Linked DNA regions of Homo sapiens: regions 1 and 3 are each linked to region 2. A link is a contact called in ENCODE Hi-C or POLR2A ChIA-PET data. All regions are on one chromosome and are shown on one strand. The core of a region is the stretch at or near the end of the contact, and the rest is flanking DNA. Distances in the headings are between cores, read along the strand shown. Region 1 overlaps PTPRJ (protein tyrosine phosphatase receptor type J). Region 2 holds the start of SLC39A13 (solute carrier family 39 member 13). Region 3 overlaps PTPRJ (protein tyrosine phosphatase receptor type J).

What was found. Hi-C counts contacts between places; a loop is a spot of excess contacts on that map. ChIA-PET counts read pairs that join two places held with the same protein, here RNA polymerase II (POLR2A). Pooled maps may share reads with other maps.
Region 1: a loop to region 2 is called in a pooled map, with 22 times the contacts of the local background. The contact joins the enhancer-like site here to the promoter of SLC39A13 in region 2. A Hi-C loop is called at or near these places in 2 of 37 single-sample maps with no recorded cell type and 6 of 50 pooled maps.
Region 3: a loop to region 2 is called in a pooled map, with 3 times the contacts of the local background. The contact joins the enhancer-like site here to the promoter of SLC39A13 in region 2. A Hi-C loop is called at or near these places in 5 of 50 pooled maps. POLR2A ChIA-PET finds 5 or more read pairs at or near these places in 2 of 52 experiments (CD8-positive, alpha-beta T cell and activated CD4-positive, alpha-beta T cell).

The regions. Positions count from the first base shown.
Region 1 is chr11:48,105,317-48,109,434 of GRCh38, reverse strand. The region is part of intron 1 of PTPRJ (protein tyrosine phosphatase receptor type J); the gene reads right to left. Among named protein-coding and RNA genes, the nearest start is that of MIR3161, 11 kb to the right of the region's middle. Within about 2 kb of position 2,059, at least 10 of the 41 ENCODE cell types and tissues checked have a DNase peak (open chromatin) inside an H3K27ac peak, as active enhancers do.
Region 2 is chr11:47,405,312-47,409,879 of GRCh38, reverse strand. SLC39A13 (solute carrier family 39 member 13) reads right to left here and starts at 1,290. Exons shown (of 10, transcript NM_001128225.3): 1 at 1,218-1,290. It overlaps SLC39A13-AS1 (SLC39A13 antisense RNA 1), which reads left to right and starts at 598. Exons shown (of 4, transcript NR_182308.1): 1 at 598-928; 2 at 4,333-4,370. RefSeq lists enhancers at 1-30, 31-897, 1,186-2,008 and a silencer at 988-1,777.
Region 3 is chr11:48,005,022-48,009,801 of GRCh38, reverse strand. The region is part of intron 1 of PTPRJ (protein tyrosine phosphatase receptor type J); the gene reads right to left. Among named protein-coding and RNA genes, the nearest start is that of PTPRJ, 27 kb to the right of the region's middle. RefSeq lists a cis regulatory region at 3,026-3,043 and an enhancer at 2,962-3,106. Within about 2 kb of position 3,006, at least 15 of the 41 ENCODE cell types and tissues checked have a DNase peak (open chromatin) inside an H3K27ac peak, as active enhancers do; they include CD8-positive, alpha-beta T cell, where a contact is called at or near this core.

The DNA.
Region 1 (4,118 bases), core at 810-3,309, 700 kb before region 2:
CAGTGTCAGCTGGGGAGGGGAGCAGCCCTCAAGGATATTCATTGTGATCCATAATTGTTTCCCTATACTTTAAAAATCTAAAGTGATTCAAGGTTGTACACTCTATTGTTTCACAAACACACCTTTTTGGTGAATAAGATTTTTTTTTTTAAGTAGGATCGTCACGAAGAATAAAATAATCAAAAAGGACCCTGGTGGAAAAAACCGTCCTCCTACTTTCCATGACACTTAGAATAAAATTCAAACTCAGCCACAGCCCACTAGCCCCTCTGGTCTCACTGCCCCCTCACATTCTCGAAACTGATTCTCCCCTAGAGCCTTTACATATTTATTCCCTCCCACAAACACACTCTGCCCAGACCTTTTCATGGCCTGCCCAAAACGCCACCTCCTCAGCAAGTCCTTCTCCGAGCAGCCATGGAAACCAACACCCCTCACTCTCTGTCCATCACTGACTCCTCCAACCACACTGTGTGCTCCATGAGAACAGAGATCTTGTCTGTGCCCCATGCCTAGAATGGTGGACCCAGTAGGCACTCAATAAACGGCACAGGAAGGAAAGAACGAGCCCAGAGGGGGAAAGTCTTGCCCCCAGGTCCTCCAATTCTCAAACTTCCCATTCCCACCTTCCACCCTACCATCAACTCCTTCGCGCCTCAGGCCTACCCTTTTTCAGCTCATCTTCCTCCTCCAGCCCCTGCCCTTTAATCTAGGCTGAGCCTCAATCCACAGTCTAGGATGGATCATAGGAGAGAGGCAGAAAAAAGAGAAGTCAATAGCTAGGCAAGTCGCACAGGGCAGCAAACATTTTTTTGCCCAGTAAGGGGAAAGATTAAAGTAAAAGCACTGTGGGAGGCTATACTTGCAAACGCATTCTGAGGATAAAAAGGAACTCTAACTTACTAAGCACCTACTATGTAACAGACACTGTGCTGGGCTTTCTACATCCCTTGTCTCAGCACAGAACCATGGAGTGATGGCTAAGAGCTGAGACCTGGACTCAGACCGCCTGAAGGAAGTCGTTCAGTGCCACTGCTTCTGGCCATGTAACTGCGGGCAGGTAGCTTGCTTAATTAACCTCTCTGTCCCTCCCTGTCTGTATCTGCCAACAGGATGATCTTTGTACCTGCCTTGCTTTGGCGAGAATTAAGTTAAATGATCTATTTGAGCTGCTGTTGTCATCATCATCATCCTTACATCTTCACTGCAACCCTGTGAGGTATTTTTATCCCCATTTTACAGGTAACACCACCGAGGCTCAGATCCTCCTGATAGAAACCAATGTGCAATCTGAAGCTCATACTCTCCCCAGCATTGTTTTCCAAAGTATTTTTTGAATAACTTTTTTCTTAAGAGACAAGGTCTCACTCTGTCACAGGCTGGAGTGCAGTGGTGCAATCACAGCTCACTGCATCCTTGATCCCACATGCTCAAGCGATCCTCTCACCTAAGCCTCCCAAGTAGCTGGGACTACAGGCATGCACCACCATGCCCAGCTAATTTTTTTATTTCTGTATGGGGACAGCATCTCACTTTGTTGCCCAGATTGGTCAGAAGCTCCTGGGCTCAAGCAATCCTCCCACCTTGGCTTCCCAAAGTGCTGGGATTACAGGCATGAGCCACCATGCCCAGCTTTTTTCTCCAAGTATTTAAATAGACCAACAACCCAGTTGCAGAGGGCACGGAGGCCCAGAGACAGTAAGCAGCTTGTTGAAGGACACACAGCCAGAGAGGAGGCACAAGAACCAGAACCCAGATCTTGACCTCAACCACTCTCCCTTACATCTTCACAGCAAAGTCACTGGTACAGATGACCCAAAGCTTCTGCTGGCCCCCATAGCTGGACAAAAGGAGCAAACACTAAGAAAAGAGATCAAGCTCACGACTCAGCAGTGACAGACACGGGAAGAATGCAGTACGGCCCACAGTTCTGGCCAAAGACTTCCCTATATACCCCAGTTGTGTGGCAGAAAACCCGTTAGTCACCCAGATGTGCCCAGGAACACCCAATGCTACCCAGGAGGTGGAAGCTTCTCTGTCCCCTTTCCTGAGGGGAAACCCCTCGCCGGTGAGCCTTCCAGCCTTGTTCATTGCTAGAACTGCCCTAGAGATGGTTCTAGTTTCACATCCTCCTTTCTTTGTGCTGATAAGTCGAACTCTTTCTTTTCTCTTTTTTTTTTTCCTTGCCAGCAGGAAAAACCACTGCCAGTCCCAACTGTGGTTCCAGTCACAAGGATCCTCCTCCAGGCCTCAGAGAAAAAGAAATGGTTAACACGGCTTTCTGCACCATCCCAATTCAGCCAAACCTGCAGCTATGACATCAGTGGTCCACTCTGAACACTAGATTCTTCCCACTCAAAAACTAAGGCCGGGAGCAGTGGCTCACACTTGTAATCCCAGCACTTTGTGAGGCCAAGGCAGGTGGATCACCTGAGGTCAGGAGTTCCAGACCAGCCTGGCCAACATGGTGAAACCCCAACTCTACTAAAAATACAAAAATTAGCCAGGTGTGGTTGCATGCACCTGTAATCCCAGCACTCTGGGAGGCTGAGGCAGGAGAATTGCTTGAACTGGGGAGACGGAGGTTGCAGTGAGCTGAGATCGCGCCACTGCACTCCAGCCTGGGCAACAGAGTGAGACTCTGTCTTAAAAAAAAAAAAAAAAAAAAAAAGAAAGAAAGAAAGAAAAGAAAAGAAGAAAAAAAAGAAACTAAGTCATAAGGATCTTACCAGCTGCATTTACACCTAAAACTTCTAAAATTTTCCCCAACTCCTCTACATGAAAATCCTACATGTACATACACATCAAAACAGACCCCCTACGTATTCTCCTCTTCCCCTCTCTCTGACATGACTGTGTCATTAAACCTGTCTCCCAGTCTGCAAACCAGAATAACTTCTGGTTCTTCCCTCTGCTTCACTCTTTGTGGGTCACATAAAGATGTTTCCTTGCCCAGCACACCTTGACTTCCCCGCTTCTGTACTGTGCATATTGTAAACCAAGTCTTCATAACCTCCAGCCCTAAATCACAGAAACAGCCTCATCCTAGGGCTGAGAAACACTCAGGCCATTTCCATTTTCATTTCTTGAAGCTCCAGGTGCACACATGTACACACAAAATTAGGAAGTACCAGAACAGGGTTGTATCTACGGCCGTGTATTTTTGGTTTTGCTTCTGTTAGAGCAACGCCCTGACTCGACCTATAACCCCTCATTTGGAATATAAGAGGACTTAAACGGGAGCCTTTTGTGAACACCAGTGGTGACAGCCAGGCCCTACTCCTTCATCCATATACCTGGTTGCCTCTCCCTTCAATCCACAGTAAAAAAATAAATAGAACTGCGAATTTTTCTTTCTGAAACATGCGGTATTAGCCAATATCCTAGCTGGAGCAGATGACACACTCAATGAGGGTGAGTGAGGAGAGTTTTAAAGAGTCTGTTTTCAAGGGTGAGGGTGGGGTTAAGGAAAACCAGTAAGGGATGGGCAAGAATCCTGGGGTAGCAGCAGCGAGGAAGGGCAAGGAGAGAGGCCAAGGCTACCTCCCCTCATCTCCAGCTAGGGTCTCTCGCCAGACTGGCCCACTGGAAGCTGGAGACCAAGGGCACCCACTGGTGTAGAACATAAAGGTCAGCCTCCTCCTAGTGGGCACAGCAGGGTAGAGACAGGCGGGCAGAGTCTCAGGAGCACACAGAGATCTGCGGCACAGAGCTCCCAACACATCACCACTGAAAGCCCGTCAGCCTGACAGGTGTGGACTAGGGTGGTTAAAAGGTTAGTTCAACTTCCACTGTCACTCATGAGCTCTGGCACTTGAGGGTCTCGTGGAGCCATTGTTTTCATCAGTTGTAAAATGACGCAGGGGCATTTGCAATACAGACCCCATATCTGAGTTGTCCTGAGACTCGAACAACACAAGGTTCCTTAATTCCCAGCCTAACAGCCTTCTTCTTGCCTCACTGAACCTCCAAAGCCACCACCCTTCAATTCACTTGGTGACTTCCTGTGACTGCTCCAGCCCCTAGGAGCTCTCCAGGCTCTGAGACCCTCTCCGTCCATGCTGTTGTCCATGCTGCTAATTGTGGCCCTGCAGGGCCCCAGGCCCCAGGTTAGGTGC
Region 2 (4,568 bases), core at 41-2,540:
CCTTCTGAGCAGCTCCAGACTGTGTCAGCACCTCCGCCTGAGGCTAAACTTTCCCTAATGACAGGGTGAGGCGCTGGCTGGCTCTCCTCAGCCACCGGCGGCACGGCCCGGCCCAGCTGGGTGTCTCTGGCTGCCAGGGGAGGCCCTGCCGCCCGCGACACCCCAGAGACTGAGGCACCCCTTCTAAGGGGATGGGGTGGATTCAGAGAGACATACGTGGGGAAACTGAGCAGATGAGCCAGGGCAAGACCATCCACGCTTCTTCCTAGGACATGAGACCAATGTCCCCAGGGCACTGAGGGCAACAGGAGATGGGGCTGATGAGGAAGGAGCCTTTAGCCAGGGGATGCCTCTCTCTTGTATAGCGCAGGCTTTAGAGCCCCCACGGTGAATTCTATGCTGCACTTTGAGCTGTCTAACTCTGGGCAAATCTCTGAAGCCCCCCCTCTGAGCCTCAGTGCCCTCATCTGCAGGACAGGGATCAATATCACCTGCCTCAGCTGTGAGGACGAGATAAGCCTGAAAGTGCAGGTGGATGTACCCGGCATGAGGAGGCGCAGAGGCCCTGCCTGTGCCAGGGAAGGCCTGGGGCTCCCTGCAGCAGGAATGTGCCCAGCCGGCCGATCACAGGATGTGGACGTGAGTCAACCAAGCGAGAAGTTCCATCTGGAAACTCGGGCATGAGGTTTAAATGTGGTCTGCTCTGCCTCAGGCTGGCTGTGACCTTGAGCTGGTGATGTCCCTGCCTCAGTTTCCTCACCTTCTGATGGAGATGGGAGGGGAAGAAAGCAGCTGCCTCTGGGTGGTGGCAGAGATGCCCATGTCTAGGACCTCCAGGCCTTAACTAATCAGGGGCACTGATGAAGCCAGCGGGGCTCCACTGGGGACCACAGGCAAGACTGGGCCAGGACGAGGCGGTCACGCAGAGGTGAGGGGACCACAGGCTAGCGGGAGGGAATACACGGAGAGTCCAAGGGGAGAGGAAAGTAGAGAGTGAGAGAGCTAGAGAGAGGCGGGTGGGACGCGGAGAGGACAGCGAGGGAGGGATGGGGCGTGGGGCGCGGAGCGATGGGGGAGAGGAGGCCGAAGCGGGCGAGCCTGACTCCCGGGTCCTGGGAGCCGGCCCAGGTCTGATGAGGACCAGTCGGACGGGGCGAGGGATCGGCCGGGTCCATCACGCCCGGGGCGCGGGCCCCGAGGGTCCTGCTGGCACTCACCGTGCGGCGGCGGCGGCGGCGATCCGGGCGGCCCCAGCCATCCAGCTGCGGTGCCGCGCCCCGCCCAGGCTCTGCCCCGCCCGGCCGCCCGGCCGCCCGGCCCCCGGCCCGGGGCCGCCCCCGGCGCGCGGCCACGTCACAAGGGGCCTGTCCGGAACCCGAGGCGCCGCGTGCCGCGGGGTCGGGGGGAGTGGCGGCGGGAGGGCGCTTCCGCCTCGCGGCGGTGGGGGACCCGGGTAGAGGGCGCACTTCCGTTTGGGCAGGGCTGCGGGCCGGAGGGGAGGGTCGGTCGGAAGTGAGAGAGCCACACGCACCGCGCTCAGCCAGGCTGGGCAGGGACGGAAGCGGCGGCTCTGCGGGGACCGCGATCGACCAGGCTGCGGGGCTTGCGGATCTGGCCGCCGCTTCCCGTCCAGGGCCGCAGTCTGCCCGTGGCCGCACGGGGGCGCGCCCGGCCGCCAGACCACGCCGCCCAGGTCGGGCTGGGAGGACTACTGTGCGCTCCTGCTCTGAGTCAGCCCGGCCTGGCTCCTCCATGAGCAAGGGAAAGGGGAAGTGCCTGCCGCAGGGAGGGGCCTGGCCCCGGGAACCTCAGAAGAGGGAATTTTATTCTTACTCATCGAATTATTTTTATGCTTTGGTTTTTCACTGGGAACCTCAGGCCACTGTCTCCAGGGCTTGTAACCCTTTGGGGTCCAATGCATGGTGGCTGGACCCTGCTGATGGGAACTCCAAACCTGGGAGGCGAGGGCTCTGTGCTTCCCTCACCTGGAGGAAGCTAGACCTGACCTCTTTGGTTAGACTAAGGCAGCAAACACTGGATAGCAGTTCTTATAACCGCAATTTACTGACCACCTACTATGTGCTATTCACTTTACTCGCACTATCTCACTGAATCCTCATATTATCCCATTGTGGTGGGTACTGTTAGCCCAGGGTCACACAGTGGCACAGATGGCAGAGCCAGGATTCAAACCTGGGTGTCCTGAAGCCAGAGTATGTGATACCACTTCTCACGTCTAGGTCCTGAACAGCAGTGGGAGTCTGGCTTGGCGTTTCGAGTTTGTATTCTTCTCTGGAAATCAGCCAGTACAGGAGAAGATTCAGGAAGGGGCATGTGGGTACTCACTTGGGCAGAGATAGCGACTGAGTACAGGTCTCTTAAGTCTCTGACCCTCATCAGCCTCCCATGGCAGCTCCAACCATTTACTCTGTCACTTTCCCCTCTGCTGGGGCTCTTGAGAGCACACTCAGCTCTCAGGGCTGCCTCTGGTGCCTGTCCCACTTCATGTTGCACTGTTGGCCTTCCTTAGACCGCCAACTTCTCCCTGGTGGCCCAGCTTGTCTTCTGAAGCTTTCTGTCCATCTCACCCCACCGGGCCCATACAACTGCCAGGACGTTCTGTTCCCTCCCTGAGTTCCAAAATGGAATCCCTGGGTTAGTTTCTTGGCAAAGAAAAGCTACTCAGGGATCCTGCCCTAGGACTTCTAAAATGCCCCCCTCCCTGTATGCAAAAGCGCTCCATCTTATGCAAAGCACTTCACAATATGCAAATGATTTCACAATAACACAGTCAGCATTCCTGCCTCTGGAGGCTGAGCGCTCCTGGCCACCCAACAAGGGGATGGGCAAGACCCAGCCAGAAACGTTACTTGGTGCCAATGCACTACCCTTTCCTCCCACCTGGCCTGGAATTCCCATCGGATACCTAAGGCCCGGTGGCTCACATCTGTAATCCCAGCACTTTGGGAGGCCTAGGAAGGAAGATCTTTTGAGCCCAGGAGTTCCAGACCAGCCTGGGTAACAAACTGAGAACTGGTCTCTACAAAAAAATTTAAAATTAGTCAGGTGTAATGGTGCGCACCTGTAGCCCCAGCTACTCAGGAGGCTGAGGTGGAAGGATTGCTTGAACCCGGGAGGTCAAGGCTGCAGTGAGCCCTGATCGTGCCACTGCACTCCAGTCTGGGTAACAGAGCGAGACCCTGTCTCAAAAATAAAAAAATAAAAAAAATTACAAATTAATAAAATTGCAGGGGTTTCCAGGTGTGTGAGAAAAGTGAGATGCAGAAATATTTATTTAATATGATCCACTATTTTTATTTTTTAAGAGACTATTTTAAAATAATGACAAAAAGAAACCTTGTATATGTGTATGTGATTAAAGGTATCAGTATATATAAGTCTATGTATAATGAATACATAAAAAACATAGATAACACATTAAAGTGATATTATGGATTCTATGGTGGGAGGAACTAATGTGAATAGGGAAGGAAAAAATGTTAAAGGAAAACAACACATTAAAAGATGTGTATGGCCATATATGGCTGGGCATGGTGGCTTATGCCTGTAATCCCAGCACTTTGGGAGGCCAAGGTGGGCAGATCACCTGCGGTCGGGAGTTCAAGACCAGCCTGACCAACATGGAGAAACCCCCTCTACTAAAAATACAAGATCAGCCAGGTGTGGTGGCGCATGCCTGTAATCCCAGCTACTCGGGAGGCTGAGGCAGGAGAATCGCTTGAACCTGGGAGGTAGAGGTTGCAGTGAGCCGAGATCGCGCCATTGCACTCCAGCCTGGGCAACAAGAGCGAAACTCCATCTCAAAATAAATAAATAAAAGGTGTATATGATCACATGTATGCAATGTGTAAAATTGTATACATATATCAAATCTCATCTCAGATATATGAAAATCTCACTATATAAAATCTCTTTCTCTTTCTCTTTTTTTTTTTTTTTTTTTTGAGACAGGGTCTCACTCTGTCACCCAGACTGGAGTATAGTGGCATGATCTCGGTTCACTGCAACCTCCGCCTCCCAGGCTCAAGTAATTCTCCAGCCTCAGCCTCCCAAGTAGCTGGAATTATAGGCATGGGCCACTACTTCCCGGCCAATTTTTGTAGTAGAGACAGGGTTTCACCATGTTGGCCAGGCTGGTCTTGAACTCCTTACCTCAAATGATCCACCCGCCTCAGCCTCCCAAAGTGCTGGGATTATAGGCGTGAGCCACTGCACCTAGCCTCTGTCTTTCTCTCTCTCTCTCTCTCTCTGGCTTACCTCTTGGTGTCTTGGTGGTTAAGACAATACGATTCTTTGTTTTGTTTTGTTTAGAAAGAAGATAAAAGGGAACAGAAGAGAAAATTCAAAAGGTGAATATAACAAATTTTTTTTTAACTCTGTCACCCAGGCTGGAGTGCAGTGGTGTGATCACAGCTCACTGCAGCTTCGATCTCCTGGGCTCAAGCAATCCTCTCGCCTCGGCCTCCCAAAGCACTGGGATTATAGGCGTGTGCCACTGTGCCCATTCAAGACAGTAAGATTCTGATGCCAGACTTCCTGGGACAAAT
Region 3 (4,780 bases), core at 1,757-4,256, 600 kb before region 2:
CTAGTCCCACTTAACAGCTGAGAAGCCTGAACTGGGAAAGATCCAGTGACTTGCCCAGGGGCACATAGCAGTTACGTGGCAGAGCCCAGACTTGGCCCAGGTCTGCCTAAGTTGCTTTTTAAGCACCACATTATAGTGCACCACATATCCATATAAAGCACGGCTTCAAGTCTAACGTTTGTTTCTTTAACCAATATTTTTTTTTTGAGACAGAGTCTCGCTCTATTGCCCAGGCTGGAGTGCAGTGGCACAATCTCGGCTCGCTACACCCTCCGCCTCCCAGGTTCAAGTGATCCTTCTGCCTCAGACCCCTGAGTAGCTGGGATTACAGGCATGAGCCACCATACCCAGCTAGTTTTTGTATTTTTAGTAGAGATGGGGTCTCGCCATACTGGCCAGGATGGTCTCGAACTCCTGACCTCCAACGACCCACCTGCCTCGGCCTCCCAAAGTGCTAGGATTACAGTCGTGAGCCACTGCGCCCAGCCTGTTTGACCAAATTAGGTTTATACTTTACTTTGAAGCTCGCGTCTTTAAATTTCTTATAGCATAAACATCCTGCCATATCATGGAACATTTTTTCAGTGCGTTGGTAATGACTGCATAGTAGTCCACAATTTCAGCAATCCTCCACCGCTCAATACTTAGGTTGTTTCCAACACATGGCTTCTTGTTTTTCTTTAACAGACCATCCCACACACGGTTCATCCCATTGTGTCCTCACAGGGGGAAACCCTGCAACCCTGATACCACTCATTGTGTGACTTATCTTATACAAGGATGAGTAAGACAATGACTTTCAACGAAATATCAGCAAGTTTTATTATAGAAGGAACTACTTTCCTTTCCCAACCCACCCCCCAGTTTTGCTAACAATAATTCATTTGTTTACTGGGTTGATTTCTCTATTAGAAGCAAATGCAATAAACCGGGGTGTGGCCAGGCATGGTGGCTCACGACTGTAATCCTAGCACTTTGGGAAGCTGAGGTGGGTGGATCACCTGAGATCAGGAGTTCTAGATCAGCCTGGCCAACATGGTGAAACCCCACCTCTATGAAAAATACAAAAATTAGCCGGGCGTGGTGGCGCATGCCTGTAATCTCAGCTACTTGGGAGACTGAGGCAGGAGAATCGCTTGAACCTGGGAGGCGGAGGTTGCAGTGAGCCAAGACCACACCATTGCACTCCAGCCTGGGCAACAAGAGCAAAACTTCAACTCAAAAAAATAAAAAATAAATAAATAGGCCAGGCATGGTGGCTCACGCCTGTAATCCCAGCACTTTGGGAGGCCGAGGCAGTTGGATCACGAGGTCAGAAGTTCAAGACCAGCCTGGCCAAGATGGTGAAACCCCGTCTCTACTAAAAATACAAAAATTAGCTGGGCGTGGTGGCACATGCCTGTAATCCCTGCTACTCGGGAGGATGAGGCAGAGAATTGCTTAAACCCAGGAGGCGGAGGTTGCAGTGAGCCAAGATCACGCCACTGCACTCCAGCCTGGGCCACAGAGCGAGACTCCGTCTCAAAAAATAAATAAATAAATAAATTGTGGTGAAAGGTGTGGAACATCTGAAGCAGGCATGGGCTCAGCCTAAGGGTCCACGCATGGGCTCAGCCTCCCCTCAAAACAGATTCCAGAGTTCAGAAGACACCTTCAACTCTTCCCCAGAAGTAACAGATTTCCCTCCAGCAGATCACCTGGCACGTGTCAGAACTCAACCCTAAAAGCCCAATTCAGCCTCCATTAAAAACAGGTCAAAAATAGATACGTTACTGAATACCCTGTGTGCTCACCACTGTATCTTTAGTGTCGGGAAGAAGGGGGCAGAAAGAACCAGGAACTGGAGCCAGGAACCTGGGCTCACAGTGATATTAGCTGTGTGGTCTTGGGCAAGTCACTTCCCCTCTCTGCGCCTTGGTTTCAACATCTCTAAAGTAAACGGTTTGCATTAGATGACCCTCAATGACCCTTCCTGCTCTGGGCCTGCCCAGTTTTATAAGTGACCAGTGACTGTACATCATGATGTCAACTCACAAGTACAGCTCCTACCAGCTTGCTGCTGCCTGGAGGGAAGACAGCAGGAACGCACAGAAGAAAAAGGCCTCAGCCGGGTGCAGTGGCTCACACCTGTAATCCCAGCATTCTGGGAGGCGGGCAGATCACTTGAGGTCTGGAGTTCAAGATCACCCTGGCCAGCATGGCAAAACCCCATCTCTGCTAAAAATAGAAAAATTAGCCAGGTGTGGTGGCACATGCTTGTAATCCCAGCTACTCAGGAGGCTGAGGCACAAGAATCGCTTGAACCTGGGAGACGGAGGTTGCACCAAGATTGTGCCACTGCACTACAGTCTGGGTGACACAGTGAGGAAAAAAAAAAGAAAAGAAAAAGGCCTGGCCCCGTGTGGTGGCTCATGCCTGTAATCCCAGCACTTTGGGAGGCCGAGGTGGGCGGATCACGACGTCAGGAGATCGAGACCAACCTGGCTAACATGGTGAAAACCCATCTCTACTAAAAAAAAAAAAAATACAAAAAATTAGCCGGGCGTGGTGGCAGGCACCTGTAGTCCCAGCTACTCGGGAGGCTGAGGCAGGAGAATGGCGTGAACCCGGGAGGCGGAGCTTGCAGTGAGCAGAGATTGCGCCACTGCACTCCAGCCTGGGAGACAAAGCGAGACTCAGTCTCAAAATAAAAAAAGAAAAAAAAAAGAAACAGGACTCATAACTAGGTCCCCTATGAAGCCACTGGTCACAGTAAAGGGGAACACATCAGACTGCTCTCTAATTTGGGAGTATGGGTAGAATTCTGATTTCATATTTGAAAAATCATCTAACCTTTATCATATATGCCTAGCTTCATATTAAGACAAAGGTATTCATTTCATTAAAAAAAAATGACTGACTCATAACAAGCCAGCAAAATAGAGTCAGAACAAGAGCAAGTCATCACGATACCAATGCCAAAGGGGAGGTTTCTGTCTTTATTTTCTAACTGGCAATGACAAGCTTTTTACAAAACCCAGGCAAGCTGCAAGTCAGTGATAAAGGGGATGGTCCGCCTTGCCACTTGAACAGAGACAGGCCCAGATAGGCAAGGACACTGGGTGACCTTTAAGACCCAGAAAGACCTCACTGGTTTTAAGGTAATGCTCAGTAGGAATGAGGGAGGGGTGTGCCAGGGGATGGAAGGGGGCTGCTGACACTGTGTGAGTCAGTACCAGACTCTTTGCAGAAACAAAGGCTCAGGTCCAAATATGTACTAGGAAAAACTGACAGTCTCTGGATTATAACCAGCTCACTGGCCTCCACGTGGGAGCTTTTGCAGGGTTCAGAGCTTCTCTGAATGGGCAGGGATGTCCATCCAGATGACCAGGCTACTTCCTCCCACACCTGCCTGCACCTGCTGCATGTCCCTCCCCGCCCCTAGATTATGAGCTCTGCAGGTTCTAGCAGATTCTGCCCTCCTTTCCCACTCCACCTCTCTCGCCTCCATCCTCTCCCTCTCTCTCTCTCTCTCCCACTCTTCCTCCCGAATCACCCTTGAGAGAGGCAGGAAGCCACAAGAGCCCCAGGTTCCAGATGAGGAAAGTGATGCTCAAAAGAGACAAGATCAGCCCAAGGTCACATAGGCTGCACCAAGAGTCCAACCCACTCTCCTAACTCGAAGTCTTGTTTCTCCCATCACAGCGGTTCTGTGGGTGCTGCTCTGAAACATCTCCTCTTATCCCACAACCACTCAGCCTTGCCCAACCAGGTCCAGCCTGCTGCCTCTCTCCAGCACCACACAGCCTCTGGGCCCCTCCCAGCCAAGACCACTGCAATCGCCTGGCCCAGCAGGGGCAGGTGGCTGCAAGCTGGCTAAGAGCCGGACAGGGCTGCTATCTGCCATTGTCTAGCCATGCAGCTTATTTAACCTCACTGAGCCTGAGTGCCCTCATCTGCAAAAAGGGGATAATAACCCTGTCTCAGAGAGTCCCTTAAAAGAAAGGAAGCACATGAAGCTTGCCCTAAACCCAGCCCAGTAAGGGCAGACACACACACAGGCTCCTCACAGCCCACCCCACCCAAAGGCTCCAAACACCACTCCCCAGTTCAAAATCCTCCCACATTGAAAACCCGTGGCCACACAAACACTGGTAGACAAACGTTCATAGCAGTGTCACTCACAATAGCCAAAAAGTAGAAATGACCCAAACGACCATCAGCTCATAAAAGGATAAACAAAACATGGTATCTCTCTGTGATGAAATATCATTCAGCCATAAAAAAAGAACAAAGCAGTGATACCTGCTCCAACATGGATGGACCTTGAAAACACTATGCTAGGCGAAATAGCCAGAATCAAAAGGACACACAGTGTATGATTCTACTCACATGAAATACATAGAACAGGTAAATTCACAGAAACAGAAAGCAAATTGGTGGTTGCCAGGAGGTGGGGGAGGGAGAAATCAGGAGTGAGCACTCGTGGGCATGGGGTTTCTTTTGTGAGTAACGAAAATATTCTGGAACTAGACAGCAGTGATGGTTGCACAATTCTGAATATACTAAAAACAACTGAACTGTATGCTTTTTTTTTTTTTAAGATAGAGTCTCACTCTGTCGTCCAGGCTGGAGTGCAGTGGCATGATCTCTGCTCACTGCAACCTCCACCTCCCAGGTTCAAGTGATTCTCCAGCCTCAGCCTCGCAAGCAGGTGGGATTAGAGGCACCCACCACCATGCCTGGCTAATTTTTGTATTTTTAGTAGAGACGGGGTTTCATCATGTTGGCCATGCTGATC